5 separate regions of the Homo sapiens genome follow, and all the other regions are linked to region 1. The links are chromatin contacts, found by Hi-C or POLR2A ChIA-PET in ENCODE. All regions are on one chromosome and are shown on one strand. The core of a region is the stretch at or near the end of the contact, and the rest is flanking DNA. Distances in the headings are between cores, read along the strand shown.

The links. A loop is a pair of places that touch in the nucleus more often than their neighbours do. ChIA-PET counts read pairs that join two places held with the same protein, here RNA polymerase II (POLR2A). Pooled maps may share reads with other maps.
Region 2: a pooled map shows a loop between it and region 1 (4-fold over the local background). The contact joins the promoter of SCIMP here to the enhancer-like site in region 1. A Hi-C loop is called at or near these places in 4 of 37 single-sample maps with no recorded cell type and 2 of 50 pooled maps.
Region 3: a pooled map shows a loop between it and region 1 (4-fold over the local background). The contact joins the promoter of HASPIN here to the enhancer-like site in region 1. A Hi-C loop is called at or near these places in 4 of 37 single-sample maps with no recorded cell type and 4 of 50 pooled maps. POLR2A ChIA-PET finds 5 or more read pairs at or near these places in 1 of 52 experiments (PC-9).
Region 4: a loop to region 1 is called in a pooled map, with 6 times the contacts of the local background. The contact joins two enhancer-like sites. A Hi-C loop is called at or near these places in 1 of 168 maps with a recorded cell type or tissue (posterior vena cava) and 2 of 50 pooled maps. POLR2A ChIA-PET finds 5 or more read pairs at or near these places in 2 of 52 experiments (OCI-LY7 and PC-9).
Region 5: a loop to region 1 is called in a map of left colon, with 4 times the contacts of the local background. The contact joins two enhancer-like sites. A Hi-C loop is called at or near these places in 1 of 168 maps with a recorded cell type or tissue (left colon). POLR2A ChIA-PET finds 5 or more read pairs at or near these places in 2 of 52 experiments (H1 and WTC11).

What each region holds. Positions count from the first base shown.
Region 1 is chr17:4,394,021-4,397,901 of GRCh38, reverse strand. No RefSeq gene overlaps it. Among named protein-coding and RNA genes, the nearest start is that of UBE2G1, 29 kb to the right of the region's middle. RefSeq lists enhancers at 668-1,437, 1,775-1,854, 1,438-2,208. Within about 2 kb of position 1,786, at least 6 of the 41 ENCODE cell types and tissues checked have a DNase peak (open chromatin) inside an H3K27ac peak, as active enhancers do.
Region 2 is chr17:5,232,904-5,236,784 of GRCh38, reverse strand. It overlaps SCIMP (SLP adaptor and CSK interacting membrane protein), which reads left to right and starts at 1,925. Exons shown (of 5, transcript NM_207103.3): 1 at 1,925-2,050. The coding sequence starts at 2,030. ZNF594-DT (ZNF594 divergent transcript) reads right to left here. Exons shown (of 6, transcript NR_152840.1): 6 at 782-1,671. RefSeq lists an enhancer at 1,484-1,683.
Region 3 is chr17:3,721,684-3,725,564 of GRCh38, reverse strand. HASPIN (histone H3 associated protein kinase) reads right to left here and starts at 1,662. Exons shown (of 1, transcript NM_031965.2): 1 at 1-1,662. The coding sequence starts at 1,629. ITGAE (integrin subunit alpha E) reads left to right here. Exons shown (of 31, transcript NM_002208.5): 27 at 1,821-1,877; 28 at 2,182-2,277. It also overlaps a transcript of P2RX5 not described here. RefSeq lists an enhancer at 977-1,732 and a silencer at 1,602-1,761.
Region 4 is chr17:3,761,636-3,765,516 of GRCh38, reverse strand. It overlaps ITGAE (integrin subunit alpha E), which reads left to right. Exons shown (of 31, transcript NM_002208.5): 3 at 1,557-1,648; 4 at 3,535-3,602. Among named protein-coding and RNA genes, the nearest start is that of ITGAE, 38 kb to the left of the region's middle. RefSeq lists an enhancer at 1,739-1,838. Within about 2 kb of position 2,061, at least 4 of the 41 ENCODE cell types and tissues checked have a DNase peak (open chromatin) inside an H3K27ac peak, as active enhancers do.
Region 5 is chr17:3,868,762-3,872,642 of GRCh38, reverse strand. CAMKK1 (calcium/calmodulin dependent protein kinase kinase 1) reads left to right here. Exons shown (of 16, transcript NM_032294.3): 12 at 16-89; 13 at 2,755-2,842; 14 at 3,028-3,156. Among named protein-coding and RNA genes, the nearest start is that of CAMKK1, 22 kb to the left of the region's middle. RefSeq lists an enhancer at 3,847-3,881. Within about 2 kb of position 1,667, at least 4 of the 41 ENCODE cell types and tissues checked have a DNase peak (open chromatin) inside an H3K27ac peak, as active enhancers do.

The DNA.
Region 1 (3,881 bases), core at 537-3,036:
GTGGCAGGTGTCTGTAATCCCAGCTACTCAAGAGGCTGAGGCAGGAGAATCGCTTGAACCCGGGAGGTGGAGGTTGCAGTGAGGTGAGATCGTGCCACTGCACTCCAGCCTGGGAGACAGAGTGAAACCCTGTCTCAAAAAAAAAAAAAAAAAGAAAGAAAAAGAAAAAGGAAGAAAAGAAAAGAAAAATGGCTGGGCACGGTGGCTCACGCCTGTAATCCCAGCACTTTGGGAGGCCGAGGCGGGCGGATCACAAGATCAGGAGTTCGAGACCATCCTGGCTAACACGGTGAAACCCCATCTCTACTAAAAACACACACACACAAAAAAAATTAGCCGGGCATGGTGGCACGCACCTGTAGTCCCAGCTACTCAGGAGGCTGAGGCAAGAGAATCGCTTGAACCCGGGAAGTGGAGGTTGCAGTGAGCCAAGATCACGCCATTGCACTCCAGCCTGGGCAACAGAGCGAGACTCTGTCTCAAAAAACAAAAACAAAACCTGGTGGCCTAAAGGGCACCCCACCTCCTCCCGCCCCCTGCCCCACATGGCACGTAAAAAGGGGAAGAAAAACTCAAAAGCCCAAGTAGTCAGCAGTCTCTGCCAATGGCAGATCAAAACAGCAGTAAAAGATCTGCAACCAAACGAGATTTGATTTACATAAGTCTCATTTTGATCATATTTTCTCCAGCGTCTTACCCCACCCTGGACTCCCCCGGCAGGTGTCCCAAGCCCCTCCCCTCCAGTTTACTCCTAACCCATCTTGAGGGCCTGGGCTCCCAGTTCCCTCCCTCAAAGGATCCGTCGTCTTTCAGACCCTCCCTGAGAGCAGAGACTGGTTTACACCGCCTGGAATCCAGTCCAGCAGGTGGTGTCAGGAACTGTAACCGATGGCATGTTCGCCAACACTGGGGTCCTGCAGGCAGAGCTGGAACTGGCCACTGGGACCCAAGCCCTCTGTGCGCTGCCCAGACCCACGCTCAGAGCCTGTGACTTCAGGACCCTCATCTAGAAGCTCCTGGAAGTTGGCCCAGAAGGATCTGCCCAGCACCCACCCACCCACCCCAGCCATGTCCAGTGGGAGCACAGGAAACGTCCCAGGGTCTGCAGAGGGATCCTACAGACCATTCTCTCTCCCATCTGCCTTCTTTTTTTGTTTGTTTGTTTTGTTTTGTTTTTTGAGACGGAGTCTCGCTCTTGTTGCCCAGGCTGGAGTGCAGTGGCGCGATCTCAGCTCACTGCAACCTCCGCCTCCCGGATTGCAGCGATTCTCCTGCCTCAGCTCCCGAGTAGCTGAGATTACAGGCATGTGCCACCACACCCGGCTAATTTTTTGTACTTTTAGTAGAGATGGGGTTTCACCATGTTGGCCAGGCTGAGCTCCTAACCTCAGGTGATCCACTTGCCTCGGCCTCCCAAAGTGCTGGGATTACAGGCGTGAACCACCGCCCCGGCCTCCTTGTGCCTTCTTTGTCATTGTAATTAACTGCTGGGGATACCTTTTGTTAACGGTAGAAAGTTATGCAAATGACCGAAACTGGTATTGTTATTACTAAGAGGCGCTGGGTTTCAAAATCACTTTGAATATTCTAGCACCGAATCTTGTCTGTCCTGTGCCTGGGGGCCTGCACACACTGTCTTTTTCCTCCTTTGTGAACGGCAGGGTTGAGGCCTTCCTGTTCGAGAAGTGGGTGGTTTGCCAAGCTACCTGGGGTGTACATAGAACTTGAACTTTGGAGTCAGACTGGCAAAGGCTGGCTGCTTCCCCTGCGCCTTGGTTACCGTTTGTCCTTACACAAGTCACTTGGCTTCTTGGAGTCTCAGTTTTGTCATCTGTGGAAGAGGAGTGAACACCCTCCTTAGAGACAGCTGCCACGGTGACCATCTGCGAGCTGATGGAGGTAGAGTTCCTGGTGCCCTTTAGGGTGGCAGTTGTGTCGGTACTCCCGAGGACCAGGACCAGGTGGCCGTGGCTGTCTGGAACTGCTACGGAAGAACGGGCAAGGCTGCCAGATTTCGCAAATAAAAATACATGCACACGGTTAAATTTGAATTTCAAATAAGCAGCTAAATTTTGTTGTATAATTATATCCCATGCAGTATTTGGAATATACTTATACTGAAAAATTAGTCGGGCGTGATGGCTCACGCCTGTAATCCCAGCACTTTGGGAGCCCAAGGCGGGCAGATCACCTGAGGCCAGGAGTTCGAGACCAGCCTGGCAAACATGGCAAAATCCTATCTCTACTAAAAATACCAAAATTGACCGGTGTGGTGCTGCACATCTGTACTGCCACCTACTTGGGAGGCTGAGGAACGAGAATTGCTTGAACCCGGGAGGCAGAGGTTGCAGTGAGCCTCAATCGTGCCACTGCACTCCAGCCTGGGCAACAGAGCGAGACTCTGTTTCTAATAACAATAATAATAATAATAATTCCTTATCTGAAATTAAATTTAACTAAGTGTCCTTTTTCTCTTTCTTTCTTTTTTTCTTTTTGAGACAGGGTTTTACCCTGTCACCCAGGCTAGAGTGCAGTGGTGTAATCATGGTTCACTGCAGCCTCGACCTCCTGGGGTCAGGTGATCCTCCCACCTCAGCCTCCCAAGTAGGTAGGACTACAGGTGCAAGCCACCATTCCCAGCTACTTGTTGCTTTTTTAAAAATTTTTGGTACAGATGGGGTTTCGCCGTGTTGTCCAGGCTGGTAACTGAGTGTTACTGTATTTTATCTGGCTATCCTAAGAAAAGAGGTTAAAGTGCTTAGAATGGGGGTTCTTGCTGCCCCTGAGAGATATCTTCATTTGGGATTGGCAACTGTGGGAGAGAGAGGGCAAGAGCCACTGGAATAAACATGGGCCAGGGAGGCTGAGGCAGGAGAATCCTTTGAACCTGAGAGGCGGAGGTTACAGTGAGCTGAGATTGCGCTACTGCACTCCAGCCTGGGTGTCAGTGTGAGACTCTGTCTCAAAGAAAGAAAGAAAGAAAGAAAGAGAAAGAGAGAGAGAGAGAGACAGAGAGAGAGAAAGAAAGAAAAAAGGAAGGAAGGAAGGAAGGCAGGAAGGAAGGAAGGAAGGAAGGAAGGAAGGAAGGAAGGAAGGAAGGAAGGAAGGAAAGAAGGAAGGAAGGAAGGAAGATGGGCCAAAGGAGGAGAAGGATCTAGAATACCAAGGCCTGGAGAGGGCAATGACCTCCTGGCCTGGTTCACTACCTGCTGATCTCAAGCCAGCAGCAAACACACTCTGGAAGCCTGGATGGGGGCTAGGCTTAGCTGGACCCAGCTCTCCAGCCTCCAGCCTACATACTACCCCCTCCATCAGTCAGGAGCCCGCTCCCCAACCCATCCATCCCTGAGCCAAGAGACAGCATGGAAGGAGCTACACCAAGGTGGGAAACCTGGAGCAAAGCTAGCTCTGTGTTAATTAGCCTCCAAGGAACCAGATTACAGGAAGCCAGGAGCAGGACACACCCCAGAGGTAGTTTAACTTGCTGTGGCCAGACTGGCCACATTCACATCCTGGGTTGGACATGTGACTACCCCATTCCTTTAGCCTCTGGGAGGACATTCATCTAACAAACATTTCTTCATGTCCTTTGTCCATCCCACAAACAACCTCCAACTCACCCACCATCCAACTCTCCCTGCTCCCGGGGGTCACCTGTCTGCTTCTCTCCCTCGGTTCTATCTCACCCCATTGTCCCCAGTGGGGCCACCTCTGAGGATCTCTGGGTCCATCCGGCTGCTCGGCTCACTCATTTTCACTCTCCCCACCTGCTGCAGCCTCCTCCCCACTCCCCATCGGTTCCAGCTCAGTTCCAATAAAAGCAGGTCTCATCTTGCCATTCCCCTGCTGCAAATCTGCCCGTTTTGCATTGGAGGGTAAGT
Region 2 (3,881 bases), core at 676-3,175, 840 kb before region 1:
TTGTTAGCCTAGGATGAGCTCTATCCACAGAAGCATTTATTCACCCCTCAGAAGAGAATTTTTTTTTTTTTTTTTTTTGAGACGGAGTGTTGCTCTGTCACCCCGGCTGGAGTGCAGTGGCTCGATCTCGGCTCACTGCAACCTCCGCCTCCCAGGTTCAAGCGATTCTTCTGCCTCAGCCTCCCAAGTAGCTGGGACTACAGGCACCTGCCACCATGCCTGGCTAATTTTTGTATTTTTAGTAGAGACGGGATTTCACCATGTTGGCCAGGCTGGTCTCAAACGCCTGACCTCATGATCCGCCTGCCTTGGCCTCCCAAAGTGCTGGGATTTCAGGCGTGAGCCACTGTGCCCGGCCTAGAAGAAAATTTTAAATTGGCTTTTAGGAAGGTTTTTTAGCAGCTAAACTTTGGATGAGCCTAAGAAGAAAGAGTTCAGGCCTTGGCCAGGTGCAGTGGCTCAACTCTGTAATCCCAGCACTTTGGGAGGCCGAGGCAGGTGGATCACTTGAGGTCAGGAGTTCGAGACCAGCCTGGCCAACATGGTGAAACCCTGTCTCTACTAAAAATACAAAGATTAGCCGGATGCGGTGGCACACACCTGTAGTCCCAGCTACTTGGGAGGCTGAGGCAGGAGAATTGCTTGAACCTGGGAGTCGGAGGTTGCAGTGTGCTGAGATTGAGCCACTGCACTCCAGCCTGGCGACAGAGTGAGACTGCATCTCAAAAAAAAAAAAAAAAAAGAAAGAAAGAAAGAAAAAGAAAAAAGAAATTAGTAAACACTGCAAATCAGGAATCTTCTGAGCCAGATGTTTTGTTTTGTTTGTTTGAGATAGAGTCTTGCTCTGTTGCCCAGGCTGGAGCGCAATGGTGTGATCTTGGCTCACTGCAACCTCCACCTCGCGGGTCCAAGCAATTCTCCCGCCTCAGCCTCCTGAGTAGCTGGGACTACCGGTTCACACCAAAATGCCCAGCTAATTTTTGTATTTTTAGTAGAGATGGGGTTTCACCATGTTGGCCAGGCTGGTCTCGAACTACTGACTTCAGGTGATCCACCCGCCTTGGCCTCCCAAAGTGCTGGGATTACAGGTGTGAGCCACCGCACCCAGCCAGAGCCCGGTGTTTGTTAAATTTACCAGACATATATCAGACATTATCAGATATTTATCAGACATATCTGGTTATCATTATTACTGAAATGGATAACAACTCATTCGCTCTGGGCAAATACAATGCACATCCGTTTGCCTATTTTTACTAATGTGACTGCTCATTTGAGTCAGAACCAGCCAATTCAACAAAATGGCTAATTGGTTTCCCCACTCCAACCCCCATGGTCAGAGGCCGTGGGCCTCGCTGGGAGTTCTGTCTCACAGTATTGCACGAGGGGACCCAACTCAGTCAAAATGCTCCACTGGCCACATTTCTCAAGGTCGCCACTCACACGCCTTTAGAAACAGGAAGCCTGTCCCTTGCCTCCTCCAAGCAGAAGATGTCTCAGCAGTTCCAAGGTGCACAGGAGCTTTCAAGAGTCACCTTCATGGTGAGATGGTGAGTTTGTCACACATGAGCTGGTTTCTTACCTGGATCTGTCTCTGCATGGGAGCTGGCGTCCTGTCGCTCTTCTTGAGACTGAGGTTGCCACATCCAGGAATGCTCACGGCAAACTCGTCTGTGGGGACACCAAACCCACCCCCACTGCCAAGTCTCCACCCTGGCCCCTGGCCCCTGCCAGGACCCCCTACCACACCATGAGGGTCCTCTGGTAGGCCTTGCGGGAGCGACACGGGGCAGTGAGAAGATTCTGGCTTCTGGACAGCCGTGGGTCATGAGCTTCCCTGGAAAAGGGATGGTTGCCTAGAGATGACGCCAGGGTCTCTGCCCCGTGGGCTGACTAGAAAGGGGAAGTGGTCAGGATGGGGCTCACTGTCTCTAGCAGTGGGTGAAGGCCTGTGAGTGAGGAATGCCTCTCACCAGCTGTGCCTGAGCTGCAGCACTCCAGCCACTGCTGTCTCCTTAGCTGCTCACATATGGATACTTTCACAGTTCAGGTAAGCATCTCAGCTTTCCAAGGGACAGTTTCCTGCTCTCTTCACAGCAGACATCTGCCAGCGCTGGCATCAGGGCGTGTCCCTGGGAGCCACCGATCAGCACTGGGCCAGGGGATTGCAGCCTGGGGCCCTGGTACGACTGCTGTGTAGGGTTGGAGAAAAACTTGCATTGAAGGATCTGCTCTACTGGTAACTGGCTGAGTGACCTGAGGCATCACTTCACCTCTCTGGGCCTTTTCCTCATGTGTATGTCAGGGGCGATGAAGAAGTCTACCTCTTGGATTGAAATGAGATAATGACCGGGAGTGAGAGGTCTCAACTGTAACGAGTTACTCTCACTTTCTGGATGCCGATGGTGTGTTTTGGGACTTGTTATGTGAGAAGACTGTCATGGTGCTATGCTGGAGGTGGGGGTGGGAGCGAGGCACTGACTGTGTCAATTTATTTATTTTTATTTTATTTTGAGATGGAGTTTCGCTCTTGTCGCCCAGGCTGGAGTGCAGTGACGTGATCTCGGCTCACTGCAACCACCGCCTCCCGGGTTCAAGCGATTCTCCTGCCTCAGCCTCCTGAGTAGCTGGGATTACAGGCACCCGCCACCACACCTGGCTAATTTCTGTATTTTTAGTAGAGACGGAGTTTCACCATGTTGGCCAGGCTGCTCTCGAACTCCTGACCTCAGGTGATCCGCCCGCCTCGGCCTCCCAAAGTGCTGGGATTACCGTAGCATGAATTTAGGCTACGTCTTGGGGCTCTTGGATGAAAGACCTGGATCACCTCCAGTCTTGGTACCTTTGTCATTGCATCTCTGGCTTTCAGTAGTTCATTAGGCACCTTCCCTTCCAGAGGCCTCGAGATCAAAGTGTGTTGGGCTGGCGTGAGTTCTCGGTGTAGCCATCTGCTTTTGCCCTCTGGAAAATTATTTTGAGAAGAGATCTGGGTTTGGCTTTGCCATATCCACTCCCACTGCCTGGTGTGTCCACTTGTCCCTGAGGTCTTGGCCATGAAGCAATGTGGAGCACAGGCTTCACTCTGCTTCAGTGGTAAATAACTACTGAGAGGCAGGCGGGGCATGGTGGCTCACGCCTCTAATCCCAGCACTTTGGGAGGCCAAGGTGGGCAGATCACAAGGTCAAGAGATCAAGACCAGCCTGGCCAACATGGTGAAACCCTGTCTCTACTACAAATACAAAAATTAGCTGGGCATGGTGGTGGGCGCCTATAGCCCCAGCTACTCGGGAAGCTGAGGCAGGAGAATCGTTTGAGCCCGGGAGGTGGAGGTTGCAGTGAGCCAAGATTATGTCACTGCACTCCAGCCTGGTGACAGAGCAAGACTCCATCTCAAAAACAAACAAACAAACTACTGAGAGGCTTAAAGCAAGGAAGGGACAGGGTCACACTGGTATTTGGCAGCCAGTGGGGAGCCCAGTGGGGGCTAGGGGCCAGCGAAAATGCAATGGTCCAGGTACAGAGATGAGGACTTGGACTACATTTGGAGGCTGATGGGCTGAAGCGGGGTGGGGATGGGGCCATGGGAGAAAGAGGAATGAGGCAAGGTTTCCGGTCTTTTCCAGAAGTGAAAGTATAGAGAAGGGAAGAAGAGAGGCTGGACTCCTTTTAATGACCCTGCCGTGCACTTCCCCATGCACACTTGGGTTTTAAGTTGCCAGTGACTATCCACATGGCCATTTCTGGTGCTGACATCAGTGAGAAGGACAAGTGGAGCGAGGCTCAGTGGCTCACGCCTGTAATCCCAGCACTTTGGGAGGCCGAGGCAGGTGGATCACTTGAGGTCAGGAGTTTGAGACCAGCCAGGCCAACATGGCAAAAC
Region 3 (3,881 bases), core at 413-2,912, 670 kb after region 1:
GCTCAACTCTTTGGAGATGATGATCTCTGGCAGGATTTCCTCAAAGGTTTTCTGATGGGATCCATTGACTAAATCTGGTCCTTCAATAGCAATGATTTTTATGGCTACGGGTGTGTGATCAGCAATTGTTTGAAACACTTCGCCAAACACCCCTTCCCCAATCTTCTCACAGCGTTGCAGTTTTTCTGTGGGAAGGCAATGGCTAAAGGGGACAGGACCCTTCTGACTGCATTCCCCATAAACCTTTTCAGCATCAGATGCCTTTTTGTTTGAAATACTTAGAGTGTTTAAGGGGCTTAGCAAATACATAGAGGAGGAGTGCCAAGAGGACGGAGCACCACTTGTTCTGTTCATGACAGGCCGGTTTGAACATTCTGATAGGAGGGATCCAGAGAGAGAAGTGGCAGTGGTATAGATGCTGCAGACCTCTGACACATCAGTCACAATTTTCTTCTTGTGGAAACTGAAGGAAGCCCTGGTTTTGGTCCAAAAGCAGACATTCTGTAAAGGAGTCAGGTCCTGGGTGGGGAACGAATCTTTTCCCAGCTTTTGGCCCTTTTTAAAGCGGTGGGAATGGAGGAGAGAGGTTTCCGTTGCCTCCTGATGTTTGCTCTTCCGGCTTGATCTAGTTCTCTCCAGCCTGTCTATTCCCCTTGGCACAATGCGGCCCTTGGGAACACTGGCCTCCTGATGCTCTCTCCGGACGGCCTCTTGAAGCCCTCTCTCTTGACAAGAGTCCTGGCCTGTGGCCCTCCTCTTGCCTGTGCTTGACAGACCTGGACCCTCTGGTCCATTTCCCACCACCAGTTTCCTTTTACAGCAGGACTCTCTCATATTCTTCCCATCTGCCCGAAACTCAGAATCCTCAGGGGTTCCTGAGTTCATAAGGCCAAAGAGAACTGACCTGAGGCTGGCGCGGGTTTGGTGGACCATCCTGGTGTCCTTGGCTCCTCCTGTCGCTTCCTCCTGGGAGCAGGGGAGAGATGCTCGGTCCAGGGAGACTTCTGGGAGGTGGAGGCCGCTCGGGACGGCTGAGGCTGCAACCAGACAGGCGGAGGTGCCGATCGAGATGACACTGTCCCTTGGCGTTGGGGACCCGGGGCAGGGCGAGGCCAGAGAGCTGAACAGGGAGGCACTGATGCCCAGCTCGTCGCCGTCCCTGGGCTGGCCGCACACGCTGAGGTCCGGGCTGAGGCGGCCGGAGTCGCGGCTGGGGAAGGGCGGAAGTCGGAGCGGGCCGCAGGGTGTGCTGCACTTCTGCGGGGGCCGAGCTCGCAGCCCCAGGCGTCTTGGGGTCACGGTTAGGCTTGGGCGAGCTCGCAGCTTCCAGCGCTTTGGGGTCACGGTCAGGCTGGGCCGGTCCTTGGGCACTCGGCCGCCGGGACGCCTCCGCCGCCGCCTCACCGGGCTGCCGGGGAAGTCGGGGTCGTCGGGATCGTCAGGATCGTCGGACTGCGAGGGGTCGCCGATGCTGGCGTCGCTGCTGCCGCTGCTGTTGAAGAAACGCCTCCGGTCCTGCGGCGGGAACCACTGCGCGGCTTCCCGGCCCGGCCGCCGCTGTCTCCTGCCGTCCGCAGCCCCATATGTGCGGAAAAGCCGGCTCCCAGGTCCCGGGAGCGAAGCCGCCATGGCCGGCACCCGCCAAGAGGTTCAAACGCAAACATCGCGAGACTTCCGTGCGACGCGGACGCGCCCGCCTGCCGCGGGGTCCTAGCTCCCGGCCCTGCGCATGCGCACCTCGCCAGGGCCGGGGCCGGGACGGGACGGAAAACTGGCGGCTTGGTTTGTTCAGCGCGTCGCGGTCATGGCTCTCGTTTCAGGCCTCCACGGTGTGCACCTGGAGTCAGGAGCGCGCTTGTGCGTACAGTTCGGTTCAGGTAAGCGCGGCCGTCCCGAGAGGCCAGGGGAGGGCGGAGGGCCTGAAGCGGGTAACGAGAGGCCAGGAGACTGTTTTTCCTGGGTTACCCCTGCCGGCCAGTGCCGGGGGCTGCCAGGCCCTCCCTAGCTTCGTCCCTGGGTCTCAATTGCTCCCGCTGGAGCTTCGCTTGGGCCGAGGTGAGCGCTGAAATTGCTCACACCCTCTATTCTGGGACCTTACGATGCTCTGTGTCCGAAGTGTTAAAAAGATTTCAGACTTTCCGCACGGAAAGGAATTGTGTTCACTAGACCTCGCTTTTCCAGCATGTGGAAGAATGGCATTCAGTGAGCTGTGTCATCGCTTCAGATAAAGAAAATGTCACCGTGGCTGCAGAGATCTCCTGGGATCACTCTGAGGAGGTGTTTGAGACTGAAATGCTCCAGATTTGATTATCCAGTTGCTCACGGGCATCGCCCCTAGAAGAGATAATAGCATCTTTGCATAACATGTCCATGTCCAAAATAGATCTTTTGGTGCAAAAAACCAACCCTCTGTCCCAACCCGTTCCTTAGCTACCCTCAGGAGGGAGATATACTCCAGTTACAGTACAAGGAACTCGAGGGATTACCTGTGACTCCTCTTTCCTACATCCCCACGTCTATTCCAGCAGCAAGCCCTGCCATTTCAGGGCCAAAATATATCCTAAACCCATTCACTTCTCTCCATTTCCACTGCCGTTGTAATTCAAGCTACCCTTTCTTGCCAGGGCTGTTGCAATAACCTTCGGCCTGCCTTTCTTGCCTCTGCTTTTCCCACATTCTTTACAAATAATTCCCACGTAACAGCTATCCGTCTTCTAAGAGCAGACATTAGATTGTGCCATTCCCCTGCTTATTAAAAATAACAAACAAACAAAACTGATGCTTGAGCACACTTAGACTAAAATCCATACTTTTTTCATGGCCAGAGCAAGGCAGTACTTGATCTGGTCTCTGCTTAATTCTTCAACTTCATCTCCTAGTACTCGCCTTTCTCTCCCACTGCCCCTTTTATAATCGGGTTATTCTGTCCTATTCTTCTAGCTCGCCAGTACAGCATTATTCTGGCCACAAGACTTTGTACTTGCTGTTCCTTTGCTTGACACTGCTCTTCCTCTAGGTCCTGACGTAGGTGGTTTCTTCTTAAATTTAGCTCAGGTGTTCTTTTCTTTTTTTTTTTTTTTTTTTTAGATGGAGTCTTGCTCTGTCACCCGGGCTGGAGTGCAGTGGCACGATCTCTACTCACTGCAACCTCCGCCTCCCGGGTTCAAGTGATTCTCCTGCCTCAGCCTCCCGAGTAGCTGGGATTACAGGCGCCGGCGACCACGCCCAGCTAATTTTTGTATTTTTAGTAGAGAGGGGGTTTCACCATGTTGGCCAGGCTGGTCTCGAACTCCTGACCTCAGGTGATCGCCCGCCTCAGCCTCCCAAAGTGCTGGGATTACAGGCGTGAGCCACCGCACCCGACCTAGGTGTTCTTTTCTTTTCTTTTCTTTCTTTCAAGACGGAGTTTCGCTCTTGTTGTGCAATGGCACGATCTCGGCTCACTGCAACCTCCGCCTCCCGGGTTCAAGCGATTCTCCTGCCTCAGCCTCCCAAGTAGCTGGGATTACAGGTATGCGCCACCATACCCGGCTAATTTTGTATTTTTAGTAGAGATGGGGTTTCTCCATGTTGGTGAGGCTGGTCTTGAACTCCTGACCTCAGGTGATCCGCCCTCCTTGGCCTCCCAAAGTGCTGGGATTACAGGCGTGAGCCACCACGCCCGGCTAATTTTGTATTTTTAGTAGAGATGGGGTTTCATCGTGTTGGTCAGGCTGGTCTTGAACTCCTGACCTCAGATGATCTACCCACCTCAGCCTCCCGAAGTGCTGGGATTACAGGCATGAGCCACCACACCCGGCCACACGTGTTATTTTCTTAGAGAGGCCTTCCCTGATCACTTATTCTAAAGTGGGAACTAGTGATCAAGTGATCAAGTTTAA
Region 4 (3,881 bases), core at 812-3,311, 630 kb after region 1:
TAAGCCATGCCGATACGTGAATATATTTCATAATGTATTAAAATGTAGAGTGATAGGAGTTGAGGAAGTGGAGACGGTATCTCATTTCTGCCCCACCTTCCTGTGCTCTTTAGTCTGTCCCAACCCACTGTAGCCACATCATGACCTTTTTTTTTTTTTTTTTTTTTTGAGACAGAGTCTCGCTCTGTCACCCAGGCTGGAGTTCAGTGGCGTGATCTCGGCTCACTGCAACCTCTGCCTCCTGGGTTCACACCATTCTCCTGCCTCAGGCTCCCGAGTAGCTGGGACTACAGGCACCCGCCACCACGCCCGGCTAATTTTTTGTATTTTTAGTAGAGACGGGGTTTCACCATGTTAGCCAGGATGGTCTCGATCTCCTGACCTCGTGATCTGCCTGCCTCGGCCTCCCAAAGTGCTGGGATTACAGGCGTGAGCCACCGCGCCCGGCCTCATCATGAGCTTTTGAAAGCACAGCTAATCATGTGCTTCCCCTTTATAAAGTCCTCCATGACTTCTACTGCCCTCTGCAGAAAGACCTTGGACTTGGTTCACTGTTAACCACCAAGCCCCTCGTCCCCTCCCCACCATCCCCTATGACAACCCCCGGAGCTCACTGTCTGTCTCAGGACAGCCCAGTTCTCCTGGGTAACGTGGATGGTGAGAATGTTGAGGCTGTCCCTGGAATCTGCCGTCTCCCTGGACTGGGCCTGGGTGGGGGCAAGAAGTTTGCAGTCAGGAGGCGCAGCTCTTGAGGCTGCCTTAATCAGGCTGAGGCAGCCACCCCCAAACCTCCAGTTCTTTTATTTATTTATTTATTTATGAGACGAAGTCACACTCTGTCCCCCAGGCTGGAGTGCAGTGGCGTGATCTCCGCTCACTGCAACCTCTGCCTCCCAGGTTCAAGCAATTCTCCTGCCTCAGCCTCCTGAGTAGCTGGGACTACAGGCACACGCCACCATGCCCGGCTAATTTTTGTATTTTTAGTAGACACGGGGTTTCACCATATTGATCAGGCTGGTCTCAAAGTCCTGACCCCAGATGATCCACCTGCCTCAGCCTCCCAAAGTGCTGGGATTACAGGCGTGAGCCGCCGCGCCCGGCCTCCAAACCTCCAGTTCTGACTGACCCACAGGATAGGGGCACCAGCGTACTCTTCTCAGGAACTAAGGCCAGGCAGGGCAGGCCCCCTGGGTGGCCCACGAGGAAGCCAGCACTGCCCCCAACAGAACCAACCCCAACGCTGGTGGTTTTCTGGCCTCCCCATCCCTGTCCCCATAAGAGAGCAGAGTTTTTATTAACCATCAGTATCACCCCTTCTTTGTCAGGGTGGGCAGCAGGCAGAGAGGGGTTGCATTTAACCATTTCCTGCCTGGTGCTGTGTAGAAGCAGAGGTTGGGCAAATGTCTTCCCCATAATCCAGAGTCTGGGCTAGGAATCTGCCGGCCAGACAGGGAGCTTGTGAGTGCAGGCAACTGGAATGGGAAGGGTGCTGGGCAGGCAGGGAGAAGACGAGGAACATCAGCCAGCTCAGCTTTGCAACCTCCCCTCCCACTCAGGCTCCTGGTCACCAGCCCCAGAACCAAGAGGACACCAGGGCCCCTCCATCGATGTTCCCTTGTCCAGGATGAAATCCTTTGCCATCCTGTAGGTAAGTCAGCCCCAACTCCAGGGAATGCTCCCCAGGACCCCCTTTCTAGCAAAATCCCCCTCATCTAAACTCAAACCATTCCAACCCCAGCCCTGCCTCATCCAGCCCGTTCACCCCTAGACTCCAGCATAACCCACAGCAAGATTCCATCCCAATGCCCAGTCCCACCCCAACCCAATCCTAATCCCCAGCCACCTTTCCTGACACAGTCCTAGCAACAGAAATGATACCTACAGCGTATTGCGTGCCCACCCTGTGCCCGGCAGTCCTCTGAGTCATTCTGTTTTCATCCTCAAAACCGCGCCATTTATAAGAGAGGAAGCTACAGTTCAGAGAATGTAGGTCTTTTGGTTGCCAGTATGACAAAGTTCACACTTTTAGTGTTGGTGGCTGATTCGAAACTCTAGCCCTTCCTGATGCAAGTCATCACACCTCAGTGCAATTCACCCCCTACATATTCAGTCTAACTGTGGCCACCCTAGTAACTAGCATGGGGCCTGACATATATTAGGTACTCAATAAATGCCATTTGAATGAATGAATGAATGAATGAATGAATGAACCTGATTCACTCATTAAACTCTATCCATCCTACCCAGTCAAACTCAGGTCACAGATTTACTGACAACCTCTTGGCTATATATATATAAATAAATAGAATCCTTGTCTTGTCTGAGGCTGGGCGCCGTGGCTCACGCCTGTAATCTTAGCACACTGGGAGGCCAAGGCGGGTAGATCATTTGAGGTCCAGAGTTCGAGACCAGCCTGGCCAATATGATGAAACCCCATCTCTACCAAAAATACAAAAATCAGCCAGGCGTGGTGGTGCATGCCTACAATCCCAGCTATTTGGGAGGCTGAGGCAGAAGAATCGCTTGAACCCAGGAGGTGGAGGTTACAGTGAGCTGACATTGCACCACTGGACTCCAGCCTGGGCAACAGAGCAAGACTGTTTAAAAAAAAAAAATCCTGCCAGGCACGGTGGCTCATGCCTGTAATCCCAACACTTTGGGAGGCTGAGGTGGGCCGATCATGGGTCAGGAGATCGAGACCATCCTAGCTAACACGGTGAAATCCCGTCTCTACTAAAAATACAAAAAGAAATTAGCCAGGTGTGGTGACGGGCACACGTAGTCCCAGCTACTCAGGAGGCTGAGGCAGGAGAATGGCGTGAACCTGGGAGGCGGAGCTTGCAGTGAGCCGAGATTGCGCCACTGCACTCCAGCCTGGGCGACAGAGCAAGACTCTGTCTCAAAAAAAAAAAAAAAAAAAAAAAAAATCCTTGTCTGAGAGGCACTGAGTTGAACAGACTCAATCTCAGTCCAGCAGGGTTGACTGAGTGATTCCATGACTGAAAAATAAGACAGTATCCTGAGGCTGACAGTGGGGAGGACGAGGAAGGAGCTACCATTTCTGCCCCTGAGGCTGGGGGCAGTAAGATTCCCCAGGATGGGTCTGTGAGGCTGGGGGGTTCCTTGGTCCACACAGCCAGTCCCACGGTATCTTGCACATTCCTTGGCACTTACATACCCACCAGGCAGTGCTTCTCCACCCACCTGCCCGACCAAACCCACTGAGGAAAAGCAGCAGGCATCCGCTGTTGCTGGACGCCCATCACCACGCTCACAAGGCTGGGCACAGAGCAGACGTCAATGGGCACGTGTTGAAAGGGTCAGCAAATGAGCCCCGGGGATGGGCACTCGGCCCTGAACGTGTCCAGTCCTGACCTTGAAGGCCCCCGCTCTAGCTTTCTAGAGGCTTCTCTGAGTGGCCAACAGTTCCTCATGGGGGCCTGACCAAGGTGGCTCTGTGCCCTCTGACCTTGGCTTCGGGTCTCTGCCTCCCAGAGTCCCCTCCTCCTCCTCACCTGGGCTTAACTTTTTCAGAGCATGTCCCCATCCCCAAGGGGAGGCACCGGGGAGTGACCGTTGTCCGGAGCCACCACGGTGTTTTGGTGAGTGCAGGAGCGAGAGGAGGGAGGGCCTTAGGGAGGCTGGTGCTAGCCCTCGTGGTTGACCCTGGTGTTGAGACCAGTTCTGACTGCCATGCTGTTCCCGAGGCTGAGTCTAGCGTCTCCCTGGTGCCAACCCCAGGGCTGACTGTAGCTCTGACCACCCTGATACCAGGGCTGACCTAGGTATTCCCTGTGACCCAGCACACTCCTGCAGGTGTCGGCCTCGGCCTTGATGCCAACACTGACTCCTACACCCGGTGAGGGGTGGGCCAGCTCTTC
Region 5 (3,881 bases), core at 418-2,917, 530 kb after region 1:
CTCTCCACCCCACAGTGCCCATTCATCGACGATTTCATCCTGGCCCTCCACAGGAAGATCAAGAATGAGCCCGTGGTGTTTCCTGAGGAGTGAGTTGTCCACCCAGGGGAACAAGGGGGCTACCACCCGCTCCTGGTGTCTGAGTTTTAGCAGAGCTTTTGCCCTCTGAGGACCCCACCCCAGCCTGCAGATATGAAGGTGGCGGTGCTGTTCCCTGGGAGGGACCCCTGAATAGATGGACGGGAGGGACTCTGGAGCCAAGGGTCTCCGCAACGTCACTGTGTGGATGGGAACCCTGAGATCCAGGGTTGGCCAGGGATGACCACAGGCATCATTCACACCACTCCTTCACCGCAGGCCTGCCTGGGGTCAGTGGCGCCAGCCCCACCCAGCCCCTGGACTCAAGGGGAACTTCTCCTTCCCCCACTCAGGGTCAGGGAACTTCAAGATGCCAGTGCGTGCTCCCCATTTCACAGATGGAAAAGAGGATGCTCTGGAGGAGAGCGGTCAGGGGGCTGGGACTCAAGCCACTCTTCCTCCCCACTCTTCCCATTGTGACCGAGGTCTCTGAGCGTAGCAGGGACGTCGGGGAGGCCTCTTGCTCATGCATGGTTCGCCTCATGACGGCCACCGTGGCAGCCACAGCCTGAGCTCCCAGGCTCCTCTTTTCAGCAGTGGATTTCAGGAGTGAAATGGAGGCCGGGTGCGGTGGCTCACGCCTGTAATCCCAGCACTTTGGGAGGCTGAGGTGGGCAGATCACCTGAGGTTAGGAGTTAGAGACCAGCCTGGCCAACATGGTGAAACCCCATCTCTACTAAAAATACAAAAATTAGCCAGGCGTGGTGGCGCACATCTGTAGTCCCAGCTACTCGGGAGGCTGAAGCACGAGAATTGCTTGAACCCAGGAGGCAGAGGTTGCAGTGAGCCTGGGCGACAGAGCAAGACTCTGTCTCAAAAAAAAAAAACAGAAGAAAGAAACTGAATAAGGCCGGGTGCGGCGGCTCACACCTGTAATTCCAGCACTTTGGGAGGCCAAGGAGGGCGGATCACGAGGTCAGGAGATCGAGACCATCCTGGCTAACACGGTGAAACCCCATCTCTACTAAAAATAGAAAAAAAATTAGCCGGGCGTGGTGGCGGGTGCCTGTAGTCCCAGCTACTCGAGAGGCTGAGGCAGGAGAACGGCGTGAACCCGGGAGGCAGAGGTTTCAGTGAGCTGAGACCGTGCTACTGCACTCCAGCCTGGGCGACAGAGCGAGACTCTGTCTCAAAAAAAAAAAAAAAAAAAAAAAAACAAAAAAAAAAAAACAAAAAACAACAAACAAAAAAAGAAAATGAAACGGGACTTGTACTCAGCGACTCCTGCTCTCTTCTGCTTATTTCCTGTGTGGTCCCCAAGCCCTGCTGAGCCCTCCTCTTCCCTGTCTCTGGGCCTTGTTGCCACTTATACCCCTTGCCTCATTCAGGCCTCAGGCCCCTCCCCAGACTTATCTAGCCACCTTCCCCCTGGTCTCGCTGCTGCTGGCCTCCCTCCAGTCCAGCCAACACATTCAGGCGGGGACAGCCCTGATAAAGCACAACAAATCTGCCTGCATCTCTTGCCTGAAGTTTGTCTGAAGCTTCTCAAAGCCACACCCTGGCGCTAGCATTCACACGTCTCCGGGTTCTGCCACCCGCTCGTCTGGGGCCGCCTCACTCCCTTTCCCGAGCACCAGCCAGCTGGCTTCTGTCCATTTCCTCCTCATCCTGTGGTTGCCTTCCCTCCCTGCCTCCACAGTTGTACCCCTGGTGCCTCTCTTCCTGCTATACCCCCTGCTGAGGGGTGTCTTTCCCCTCAGCCCAGGAATTTTAAAAGGGATGAAGCATCTAAGACAACAGGGGGAACCGAAGTCAACAGTCCTGAGAGTGGCTTTCTGCTCCCTAGTCTTGGAAGGATGGGCTCCCCAAGACCACTGGTGGCAAAGAAACCTGGGGTTTGGCCGGGCGTGGTGGCTCACGCCTGTAATCCCAGCACTTTGGGAGGCCAAGGCAGGCGGATCATGAGATCAGGAGATCGAGATCATCCTGGCTAACACGGTGAAACCCCGTCTCTACTAAAAATACAAAAAATTAGCCGGGCACGGTGGCGGGCACCTGTAGTCCCAGCTACTCGGGAGGCTGAGGCAGGAGAATGGCATGAACCTGGGAGGCGGAGCTTGCAGTGAGCCGAGATTGCGCCACTGCACTCCAGCCTGGGCCACAGAGCGAGACTCCATCTCAAAAAAAAAAAAGAACCCTGGGGTTTGGGCAGAGAGAGTTGGAGCTGATGTGGCGCTGAGGGGGCTGCTCCCTCCCATCTGAGTCTCCCATCTCTGCCTGCACTCTTCTGGCTGGCACTGTGCCAGCCTGCTAACCTCCCTGGGCCTCAGTTTCCTCCTCTGTCAAATGAGAGAGGATCTTCTCTGGGTGTAGAAAAGGACGAGGTGGTGAGTGGGTCTGAAGGCCTCTGGTGTCCCATAAAGCGACTCTCCTCACCATCTTTGCCACCCATTGGGGTGTCCAGCACCCATGGAACTCTGTCTGTGCCTCTGTCCTGGAGGGAGACTTGACCTCCTGCTCAGGAAAGGCTCTCCAAGCCCTTGTTGTGAAATTCCTGCCTGCTGTCCGGAACTCAGTCTTCCCATCCGAGGGACGAAGGTTTCGGGAAGAGAGGTGGACAGGAAGGGGTCCTCATCAGCGGTCCCACCCTCCTCTCCTTCCTTCGCCCTCTCCAGGCCAGAAATCAGCGAGGAGCTCAAGGACCTGATCCTGAAGATGTTAGACAAGAATCCCGAGACGAGAATTGGGGTGCCAGACATCAAGGTCGGGGAACTGGGGGTCTTGGGCTGGGCTGGGACACAGAAAACAGGAGTCACTTTCCCTTTCTGGAGGGATCAACACCAGGATGCATGTGTGTTGGGTTTGAGTCTGTGGACTTTGGACCCCTCCAGGTGATTCTGGTAATGGCCTGACCTCTCCCCCTCTCCCTGCCCTCCCGGCCCCGACAGTTGCACCCTTGGGTGACCAAGAACGGGGAGGAGCCCCTTCCTTCGGAGGAGGAGCACTGCAGCGTGGTGGAGGTGACAGAGGAGGAGGTTAAGAACTCAGTCAGGCTCATCCCCAGCTGGACCACGGTGGTAAGAGAGCCGGGGTAGATGCTCCCTTGTCCTGGAGGGCCTGGGGGACCTGAGCCTTGCTCTGTGCCTGGCTCCTTGGGGGGACAGAGGCCTGCCTGGCCAGCCAGCTGTGATCCTGGGCCACTGGAGCCGCCATTCTGCTGGAGGCCCATGGAGAGGGAGGTCTTGTGGTCGGGAGACCAGGAGGCTTGGTGAGGAGAGTGACTGATTTAAAGAAATAGCGGGCGTGGGGCCGGGCGCGGTGGCTCACGCCTGTAATCCCAGCACTTTGGGAGGCCAAGGCGGGCAGATCACGAGGTCAGGAGATCGAGACCATCCTTGAAACCCCGACTCTACTAAAAATATAGAAAATTAGCTGGGCGTGGTGGCGGGCGCGTGTAGTCCCAGCTACTCGGGAGGCTGAGGCAGGAGAATGGTGTGAACCCGGGAGGTGGAGTTTGCCGTGAGCCGAGATCGCGCCACTGCACTCCAGCCTGGGCCACAGAGCGAGACTGCGTCTCAAAAAAAAAAAAAGAAGAAAAGAAAAGAAAGAAATACCGGGCGCGGTGGCTCACGCCTGGAATCCCAGCACTTTGGGAGGCCGAGGCGGGTGGATCACGAGGTCAGGAGATCGAGACCATCCTGGCTAATACGGCGAAACCCCACCTCTACTAAAAATACAAAAAAATTAGCCGGGCGCAGTGGTGGGCACCTGTAGTCCCAGCTACTGGGGAGGCCGAGGCAGG